Regions from separate parts of the Homo sapiens genome. Here region 1 is linked to region 2. A link is an interaction called in ENCODE POLR2A ChIA-PET data of the cell type or tissue named here. Cell type or tissue: GM12878. All regions are shown on one strand. Each heading gives the region's core, and the rest is flanking DNA. Links, peaks and the distances in the headings are about the cores only. Region 1 overlaps ZNF367 (zinc finger protein 367). Region 2 overlaps CDC14B (cell division cycle 14B).

What was found. Peaks named below come from ENCODE experiments on the same cell type or tissue, not always from the same donor. Only the 100,000 strongest peaks of a DNase experiment are listed, where the experiment ranks them.
Region 1: POLR2A ChIA-PET joins it to region 2 with 7 read pairs; 2 of 35 experiments call an interaction of 5 or more read pairs at or near these places.

What each region holds. Positions count from the first base shown.
Region 1 is chr9:96,409,920-96,415,299 of GRCh38, forward strand. The region is part of intron 1 of ZNF367 (zinc finger protein 367); the gene reads right to left. Among named protein-coding and RNA genes, the nearest start is that of ZNF367, 5.8 kb to the right of the region's middle. RefSeq lists enhancers at 3,287-3,456, 3,760-3,889. In GM12878, for the core only: a CTCF peak has its summit at 3,988; DNase peaks (open chromatin) are centred at 2,562 and 3,802; H3K4me3 peaks cover 1,098 bases; H3K27ac peaks cover 2,189 bases.
Region 2 is chr9:96,542,760-96,548,139 of GRCh38, forward strand. All of the region lies in intron 5 of CDC14B (cell division cycle 14B), which reads right to left. Among named protein-coding and RNA genes, the nearest start is that of CDC14B, 74 kb to the right of the region's middle. In GM12878, for the core only: no CTCF peak of the experiment used is centred there; no DNase peak of the experiment used is centred there.

The DNA of each region.
Region 1 (5,380 bases), core at 153-5,152, 130 kb before region 2:
GTGATCAATAAAAATAGGAGCTGATTCTGTTAAGAAAGAAACAGAACATGAAATCAGGACAATTAAAAACCACAGGCCAGGCGCGGTGGCTCACGCCTGTAATCCCAGCACTTTGGGAGGTCGAGGTGGGTGGATCACGAGGTCAGGAGATTGAGACCATGGTGAAACCCTGTCTCTACTAAAAATGCAAAAAATTAGCTGGGCGCAGTGGCGGGCGCCTGTAGTCCCAGCTACTCGGGAGGCTGAGGCAGAATGGCGTGGACCTGGGAGGCGGAGGTTGCAGTGGCCGAGATCGCACCACTGCACTCCAGCCTGGGCGACAGAGTGAAACTCTGTCTCAAAAAAAAAAGCCATAGGCCTGGCTGGGCGTGGTGGCTCACGCCTGTAATCCCAGCACTTTGGGAGACCGAGGCGGGTGGATCACGCGGTCAGGAGATCGAGACCATCCTGGCTAACACGGTGAAATCCCGTCTCTACTAAAAAATACAAAAAATTAGCCGGGCGTGGTGGCGGGTGCCTGTAGTCCCAGCTACTCGGGAGGCTGAGGCAGGAGAATGGCGTGAATCCAGGAGGCGGAGCTTGCAGTGAGCCGAGATGGCACCATTGCACTCCAGCCTGGGCAACAGAGAGAGACTCCGTCTCAAAAAAAAAAAAAAAAAACAAAAAAAACCATAGACCAGGCACGGTGGCTCACGCCTGTAATCCCAACACTTGGGGAGGCCGAGGTGGGTGGATCACAAGGTCAACAGATCGAGACCATCCTGGCCAACATGGTGAAACCCCGTCTCTACTAAAAATACAAAAAAAAATTAGCTGGGTGTGGTGGCACGCGCCTATAGTCCCAGCTACTTGGGAGGCTGAGGAAGGAGAATCGCTTGAACCCGGGAGACAGAGGTTGCAGTAACCCGAGATTGCACCACTGCACTCCAGCCTGGCAACAGAGCGAGACTCTGTCAAAAACAAAACAAAACAAAACAAAACAAAAAAAACATAGTGGCTGGCCACAGTGGCTCACGCCTGTAATCCCAACACTTTTAAGAGGCCAAGGCAAGAGGATCACTTGAACTCGGAATTCAAGACCAGCCTGGACAACATAGTGTGACTCCATCTCTACAAAAAAAAAAAAAAACATAGCCAGGTGTGGTGGCATACACCTGTGGTCCCATACTCAGGAGGATCACTTGAACCCGATAGGCCAAGGCGGCAGTGAGCCATGATTGCGCCACTGTACTCCAGCCTGGGCGACAGAGACCTTGTCTCAAAACAAACAAACAAAAAAACCTTAGTGATACAAGTCCTCTGCCATAAAAGGATCCCTTTCCTAGTATTTTTACATATGTAAGAAAGGCTGGGCGCCGTGGCTCATGCCTGTAATCCCACTGCTTGGGAATTTGAGGCAGGAGAATTGCTTGAGTCCAAGAGTTTGAGATCAGCCTGGGCAGCATAGCAAGACCCCTGTCTACAAAAAAAAAAAAGGCCAGGTGTGATATACACCTGAAGTCCCAGCTACTCAGGAGGCTGAGGTGGGAGGATCACTTGAGGCTGAGGTGGGAGGATCACTTGAGAGTGGGAGTTCAAGGCTGCAGTGAGCCCTAACAGTGCCACTGCACTCAGCCTGGGTGACAGAGTGAGACTTCGTCTGAAAAACATAAAAAATAAGTAAACAAATAAATATGCAAGAACATATTGCTGACTTTTGCAATTTGAAATAACTGATTAGTTAACATAAAAAAAAAAGTTAACCATATGGCTGCCTCCCAGCAACTCTAAGAGACTGTTTCTGCCACCAGCAACACATTTATATTTTCCAAATGAGAAATGGAGTGAGTGCTGAAATATACAGCATAATACAACATACTGGCCATATACAGGGAAGGGTTCACTAAGTGCATTCTTTTGGGTTTTTTTGTTTTGTTTTTGTTTTTTGAGATGGACTCTGGCTCTGTCGCCCAGGCTAGAGTACAGTGGCATGATCTCAGCTCACTGCAACCTCCGCCTCCTGGGTTCATGCGATTCTCCTGCCTCAGCCTCCCAAGTAGCTGGGACTATAGGCAAGCGTCACCATGCCCAGCTAATTAATAAGTGCATTATTTTAGCTCAGAAAATAAGACAAAACAAATAATCATATAATGCCCTAAATAAATGAATAAAGACCATCTTTTAACAATACATATTAAAATAAGCAATGTTACTTAAAGAGGACCCTCTTCCTTTTGGCCTTAACAATGAGAAAACCATGTTTCTAGGCATCTTCGGACAATTACAGAGTGTTACACTCAGCAGCCAAGTGCACCTGGAGGCTAAGGACAGATCTTGTCAAGACTGTTGACGATTCGCAACACAAAATTATTAAATTGCCAAAAACTTTTGCATACCTTAGTAATTATAATTTTAAAAACAATCTCCATACCTCTAGAAGGTTGATTAGTGATTTTGAAAGTGTTTAGTCATGTGATAACTAAAAAACCTAAAAGTCCTTGACACATTTTTATAAGTAGAATTCAAATAAAGGGAACAAGCACAACCTAGAAGGAAAACAAAAATAGGTCTCAGAGGGAGGCGTGTGAACCTTTTCACATTCAGATTTAGATACAAACTTCCCATGACTTGCATACATGCTTCCTAACTTGTAACTACCTACTTCCCATCCTGACCTATCTTCACAACTTCTCAAGTTTTAATTCCAGTTTATTGAATTGAGTGCACTTTTATAAAGCATCTCAATTGAGACATAGATAAGCTATACATAGTATGTATTTCTTTTTTCTTTTTCTTTTCTTTTTTTTTTTTTTTTGAGACAGAATCTCGCTTAGTCGCCCAGGCTGGAGTGCAGTGGCACAATCTCAGCTCATTGCAACCTCTGCCTCCCGGGTTCATGTGATTCTCATGCCTCAGCCTCCCGAGTAGCCGGGACTATAGGTGTGCACCACCATGCCCAGCTAATTTTTTTGTATTTTTAGTAGAGACAGGGTTTCACCATGTTGGCCAGGTTGGTCTCAAACTCCTGGCCTCAAGTGATCCATCCACCTTGGCCTCTCAAAGTGCTGGGATTACAGGCATCAGCCAGCATGCCCGGCCAATAGTATGTATTTCTTATGTCTACTTATCTCAGCTTAATATTTAAAAAACAAAAATAAACCCCTGAAGTCTATTTACATGTGATAGTCCCAGGAGCAGTGCAGTATAGGGACTAAGAACAGGGACTCTAGAAGGTTCCGATCAGTTCTGCCACTTACCATACAATCTTAACTAGATTTTGTCTTGGGGACTCTAATTTCTCATTCCTCATCAGGTAAACAGGATAAAATGAATTAAAGAATTCAAAATGCTCAACACAGAGCCCAGCAGTTTGCTGCTAACATTATGAAATGCTTACTCTGTGCCAGGCAATAAATAGTGCCTACTATGTTAACATGATGTTAGGTTTAACATGGTGCTCAAACATTACTATTCATAAATACTATGAATTTATGTATTATGTATAAAGTATTTAAAAATCAGCTATTCGTAACAGTATGTACAGTCTAGGTTTTGAAGTGTTCAGGTGACACAGAAAGGGGAAGTAGGATACGGCAGCCGGTAGATCCTGTAGGGTGAATAGTATCTGAGAAGCCAGACCCCACCAGCCCCAGTGAAGAAGTAACTTCAAATGCAGTCTTAGTAGAGGGCACAGGGACAAGGTGGGGAGCCTTGGAACAACTTGTGGCAGAAGGCAGTTAGACCTGCTTTCTTCCCTCTCAGAATTCTACAATCCAGAAGAAGATAATATATAATTATATGCCAACAGTGCTAAGCACTCGTGTGATGAGCAGCCAAAATAAGCTAGTAGGTGTTCCCACAGGCGAGGGAGGCAGTGTTGGGCAGGAACAATCAAAAGAGCAAGAGAAAGCTGACACAGGGTGTGCAGGACTCAGACGCTGACACCTCCCCTGGGAGAAGTGGCAAAGAATAGACAGTAAATGAACGCAAATATTGTTCTCAAACCCACAGCTGTTAGTGCCTCTATGTGGCATATTGGGAGAATGTTATTGGCACTGGCTATATTGCAGACTTGTCTCCTCTCTTCCCCAAAAATGAGCAGACTCAGCACAATTCCCTGATGATGCACATGGAGATAAGGAACTACAAGTACTTTAAAGAAGCAAAACAGTAAAACAGGCTGGGACTCTCTATCTTTGTAGTTCAGTGTACTGACCACAAATCAAACTAAGCAACTTCCTTATTTTTTTCTTTTTCCTTCTTGCCCCCACAAAGCTTAGTCTAGCTAGCAACTTTCTTAAATAAAGGTGTATTCCAGACCCTTCTGTCTTACGGTGGGAAAGCTAAATAAATGAATTTTTGGAGCTGCATGTGGATTGCTTCATCAATAGAAAGACATATTCAAATCAATTTACCAAATAATTTATGAAAGTTACAACAGGAAAAACTACATGAGAAAAGAAAAAAGCAGAAATATAAAACAGCCATTTCACTTTTACATGTTTTTTACAACCGTTGGTATACTTTACCTCTGAAAAGAGGTGTACAGCATGGAAATACAATTCAAACCCATGCATCTTGTTAGCAATTTTTTTTTTTTAAGACGGAGTCTCACTGTGGCCAGGCTGGAGTGCAGTTGCACGATCTCGGCTCACTGCAACCTCCGTCTCCAGGGTTCATGTGATTCTCCTGCCTTAGCCTCCCAAGTAGCTGGGACTACAGGGGTGTGCCACCACACCCAGGTAATTTTTGTATTTTTAGTAGAGACAGGGTTTCACCATGTTGGCCAGGATGGTCTCGATCTCTTGACCTCGTGACCAGCCAGCCTCGGCCTCCCAAAGTGCTGGGATTACAGGCGTGAGCCTCCGCGCCTGGCCACAGTTAGCAATTTTTATAAAATGTCTGGGTAAGGACAAGTCTGTTTTAGGCCAAAAACAACATACCTATAGATTTCATCTATATAACATTAATCTTCTTGGGTGATCCAGAACTAGATTAATCTATAAGAATAAAACCATAAAGGCAAAATCTTACACAAGAACTTATGAATGTATGCCTTTATATTGTTCAACTACATAATCTAATTTAGTGTTTTTTTTAAAAGACTAAAACTTATAAATGGTTAACACAAAAATACCTAGGATACCCATCCAAATTTTTTTTTTTTTTTTTCTGAGACAGAGTCTTGCTCTGTCGCCCAGGCTGGAGTGCAGTGGCACGATCTCGGCTCACTGCAAGCTCCGCCTCCCGGGTTCACGCCATTCTCCTGCCTCAGCCTCCCGAGCAGGTGGGACTACAGGCGCCAGCCACCACCCCTGGCCAATTTTTTTTTTTTTTTTTTTGTATTTTTAGTAGAGACGGGGTTTCACCGTGTTAGCCAGGATGGTCTCTATCTCCTGAC
Region 2 (5,380 bases), core at 254-5,253:
CAGCACTTAGGGAGGCCGAGGCAGGTGGATCACGAGGTCAGGAGTTCAAGACCAGCCTGGCTAAGATGATGAAACCCTGTCTCTACTAAAAATACAAAAATTAGCCAGGCACGGTGGTGGGCGCCTGTAATCCCAGCTACTCAGGAGGCTAAGGCAGAGAATTGCTTGAACAAGAGAGATGGAGGTTGCAGTGAGCCGAGATCATGCCACTGCACTCCAGCCTGGGCGACAAAGTGAGACTCTATCTCAAAAAACAAAAAACAAAAAACAACAAGCCCAAAACACCCACACAACTGGCTGGGCACAGTGGCTAACGCCTGTAATCCCACCACTTTGCGAGGCCGAGGCAAGTGGATCACAAGGTGAGGAGATCGAGATCTTCCTGGCTAACACGGTGAAACCCTGTCTCTACTAAAAATACGAAAAATGAGCCGGGCGTGGTGGGGGGCACCTGTAGTCCCAGCTACTCCGAGGCTGAGGCAGGAGAATGGCGTGAACCCGGAGGCGGAGCTTGCAGTGAGCGGAGCTTGCGCCATTGCACTCCAGCCTGGGTGACAGAGCGAGACTCGAGACTCGTCTCAAAAAAAAAAAAAACTTCTAGCCTCAAGCAGTCTTCTCACCTTTTTGGCCTCCCGAAGTGTTGAGATTACAGGTGTAAACAGCTGTGCCCTACCTTCTTTCTGATTTTTAAAGGACAGTAATACCAATAAAACCACAGGAACTAACAAGTCAACTACCTTCCACAGGATCACTCTAGTTTTGGGAAAGTGCTTATATTACTTTACAGACAACTCCAGCCAAACACTGCATCAATACATACCAGTAAATCTTCCTATACAAATCTCTTAATATCAAGTAAGGTTTTACCCAGAGAAATAAGGCACCCCGACCCCTACCCTGCTTCTCCTTTTTGGCTACCTTGAGCCATTACAAGATGAAATCTTCTGGAATTAGGCAACATAAAAATTAATTTAATTATGATTAAGCTAGGCATGCAGAAAAACTGTGCCTATCTGAATGGTACTCATTTGCTCCTGGGGAAACAGGGTTGCTGGTGGAGCTATCACTAATTCCCCACCTTATTTGGGTCTTCACACTGTAATATTTCTTACTGTGTGGTAGTTACATAAATACATGTAAAACCTTACTACTGTACACTTAAGATTAGTGTTTTTGAGGCCGGGCGTGGTGGCTCACGCCTGTAATCCCAGCACTTTGGGAGGCCGAGGCAGGTGGATCACGAGGTCAAGAGATTGAGACCATCCTGGCCAACATGGTGAAACCCTGTCTCTACTAAAAACATAAAAATTAGCCGGGCATGGTGGCGCGCACCTGTAGTCCCAGCTACCCGGGAGGCTGAGGAAGGAGAATCACTTGAACCTGGGAGGCAGAGGTTGCAATGAGCCAAGATCGCACGCCACTGCACTCCAGCCTGGTGACAGAGCGAGACTCCCATCTCAAAAAAATAAAATAAAATAAAAAAAGATTAGTGTTTTTGTTAAAAACTATAAGTTATACATTAACTTAAAAGGGGAAAATGAATATTCCACAAATGTTAGAATAAAAACTAAACCACATTTTAAACTTTTAATTCTTGCTCAAACCTTAAGGGCCAAAACTACAGCAATGAGGGCAAGAAAAGGCATCCTTTTTAGCTAAAATCGTCTTCAATGTTACTGACTGAGCTGCTTAGAATTACTGAGCTATGCGAACCTTCATGAGGACAGAATGCAGGGTCTTGTTTTCTTTTTTTGAGACACGGTCTCACTATGTTGCCCAGGCTGGAGTGCAGTGGTGCAATCATGGCTCACTGCAGCCTTGACCTCCTGGGCTAAAGCGATCCTCCCACCTCAGCCTCTGGAGTAGCTGGGACCAAAGGTGCACACCACCAGGCCTGGCTAAGTTTTCGTATTTTTTGGTAGAGTTGGGGTTTCACCATGTTGCCCAGGCTGGTCTCGAACTCCTGAGCTCAAGCACTCTGCCTGCCTCAGCCTCCCAAAGTGCTGGGATTACAGGTGTGAGCCACTGCGTTCAGCCAACACAAGGTCTTAGAACACACCATTTTTGTTCTGTAAGGTTCTGAAGTGAAAAACTTCTCTTCCACATCCTAGAAAAAGTCTTTAACCTAAAAGGCCACGATTTTACCAACACTTTATTGGCAATATTCAGAAAGAAAAAAACAAAAGGACTTCCAGCAGTGGTCCCCAGGCCAGCAGCACCAGGACCACCCCACCTGTTAGAAATGCAAATTCTCAGGGCTACCCCACATCTACTGAATCAAAGTTCTCGGGATAGGGCCAGGTAATTTGTGTCTTAACAGGTCCTCTAGTTGTCTGTGATTGTGTTCAAGTTTATGAATCACCAACCTACAAATCAACACAAATCCTGGTTTTGTAGAAATAGGGTGTTCATGGAATAAAGAACCCATTTAGGTAGAGAAACTAAGGCAGGAAAATGAAGTACTTTAGCCTAAATCAAATCAAAATTATCAATGGAAATGGGGTAAACCCTCAAGTTGGATCCCAATGATTTTAACCATGTCTTCTCTGTGAAGGAGTATGATTATTTTCTTTTTTTTTTTTTTTTTTGACAGTCTCCCCCTGGAGTGAGTGCAGTGGCGCGATCTTGGCTCACTGTAAGCTCCACCTCCTGGGTTCACAACATTCTCCTGCCTCAGCCTCCCAAATAACTGGGACTACAGGCGCCTGCCACCACGCCCAGCTAATTTTTTTGTATTTTCAGTAGAGATGGAGTTTCACTGTGTTAGCCAGGATGGTCTCAATCTCCTGACCTCGTGATCCACCTACCTTGGCCTTCCAAAGTGCTGGGATTATAGGCGTGAGCCACTGCGCCTGGCTTGATTATCTTCTTAACCTACTGATAATCTTTTCCAATCAAGTTAAAGACATGTTGATTCAGTCTCTGTGACATTTTGGCAAATTTCTTCAATGCTTTTTTTTTTTTTTTGAGAACCTACTGTGGGGCACAGCCCCGCTCCAATCTGTGATGATTTCACACGCTTTCATCTGGGCCCTGCTGAAGTCCTGCCTCATACATCATAGAATCTGAATATACGACAAGAATCTTTGCTCACTCAAGTGTATTTCATTAGCACCTCCAATTTTAGACACACCCACATCACATCTTCCTCCCACCTTGCATTCAGCCTTCTTCCAATAGGCAGAACAGCAACTCTGAGGCTCAGTTTATAAGCCTTGGGCAGTGGGGAGGGATCCTTGTCACCAAGATCATTTAACAAATTTGGAAAACACGTAAGAATCAATAAATGGGCACTGCTTAGAAACTGCACAACAATGTCAAATACTAGTTTTAAAGAATGGCAGCTTTCGTAACAGCTCGTATTCACCACGGCCAAAAACTACGAATGACCCAAATATCCATCAAAAGGACCACAGGCAAATAAATTGTGGTATACTCATAGACTGGAATGCTACAAAAGGAATAAAAAAGGATGAACTACTGATACCTTCCACAACACAGGTAAATCTCATAGACATTACATATGTGAAATCCAGTTGACAGCTCCCCAAAATGCATACCAGTAATATCAAGTTCAAAGGCAAGCAAAACTGATAGTGGTAGAAGTCAGAGCAATGATTAGCTGGGGGTGATGACTGACTGGAAAGGGGTGGGAGGGAAATCTAGGAGACAGAGAATTTTTTTTTTTTTTTGCGGGGAGTGGGGTGGGGACGGAGTTTCGCTCTTGTCGCCCAGGCTGGAGTGCAATGACACGATCTCAGCTCACTGCAATCTCCGCCTCTCAGGTTGAAGTGATTCTCGTGCCTCAGCCTCCCAAGTAGCTGGGATTACAGGTGTGCACCACCATGCCCTGCTAATTTTTGTATTTTTAGTAGAGACAGGGTTTTACCACGTTGGCCAGGCTCATCTTGAACTCCTGACCTCAGGTGATCCACTTGCCTCAGCCTCCCAAAGTGGCAGGATTACAGGCGTGAGCCACCGCGCCCGGCCACGACAGTGATTTTTAAACATGTAGGTAAATGGCCGGGCTCGGTGGCTCATGCCTGTAATCCCAGCACTTTGGGAACCTGAGGCGGGAGGATCATGAGGTCAGGAGATTGAGACCATCCTGGCTAACACAGTGAAACCCCGTCTCTACTAAAAATACAAAAAATTAGCTGGGCGTGGTGGCAGGCGCCTGTAGTCCCAGCTACTTGGGAGGCTGAGGCAGGAGAATGGCGTGAACCCAGGAGGCGGAGCTTGCCGTGAGCCAAGATCGTGCCACTGCACTCCAGCCTGGGCGACAGAGCAAGACTCCGACTCAAAAAAAAGTAGCTAAATGACAGTCAACTTAAAAGGGGGAAGGTTGGAATATTTAACAAATATTAGTTAAAGGCCAGGTACTATATCAAGTGTTTGTTTTTTTTTTAAGAGACAGGGTCTTGGCCAGGCACAGTGGCTCATGCCTGTAATTCCAGCACTCTGGGAAGCCGAGGCTGGTGGATCACCTGAGGTCGGGAGTTCAAGACCAGCCTGGCCAACATGGCAAAACCCCATCTCTACTAAAAATACAAAAAATTAGCCAGGTGTGGTGGCGGGCACCTGTAATCCCAGCTACTCAGGAGGCTGAGGCAGGAGAATCGCTTGAACCCAGGAGGTGGAGGCTGCAGTGAGCCGAGATCACACCAATGCACTCCAGCCTGGGTGACAGAGCGAGAGTCTGTCTTAAAAAAAAAAAAAAAGATACGGTCTTGTTCTGTTGTGCAGGCTGAGTGCAGTGGCATAATGAAAGCTCACTGAAGCCTCCTAGGCTTGAGGGATCCTCCTGCCTTAGTCTCCCAAGTAGCTAGGACTACAGACACATGCCACCCTGCCCAGCTAATTTTTTTTTCCCCAAAGAGAAATGGTCTTGCTATGCTGCAAGGCTGATCTTCCAAATCCTGGCCTCAAGCTATCCTCCTGCCTCAGCCTTCCGAAGTGCTGGAATTATAGGCATGAGCCACCATGCCCAGCCTATACCAAGTGTTTTATATGCAGGATGTCACTTCATCCTCACAACTCCTTGAGAGAGAATGTATTATTGTTTCTGTTTCTGTTTTTTTTTTGAGATGGAGCCTCGCTCTGTTGCCCAGGCTGGAGTGCAGTGGCACCATCTCAGCTCAATGCAAGCTCTGCCTCCCGGGTTCACAGCATTCTCCTGCCTCAGCCTCCTGAGTAGCTGGGACTATAGGCGCCCGCCACCACGCCTGGCTAATTTTTTGTATTTTTAGTAGAGACGGGGTTTCACCGTGTTAGCCAGGATGGTCTCGATCTCCTGACCTTGTGATCTGCCCACCTCAGCCTCCCAAAGTGCTAGGATTACAGGCGTGAGCCACAGCGCCCAGCCTATTGTTTCTGTTTA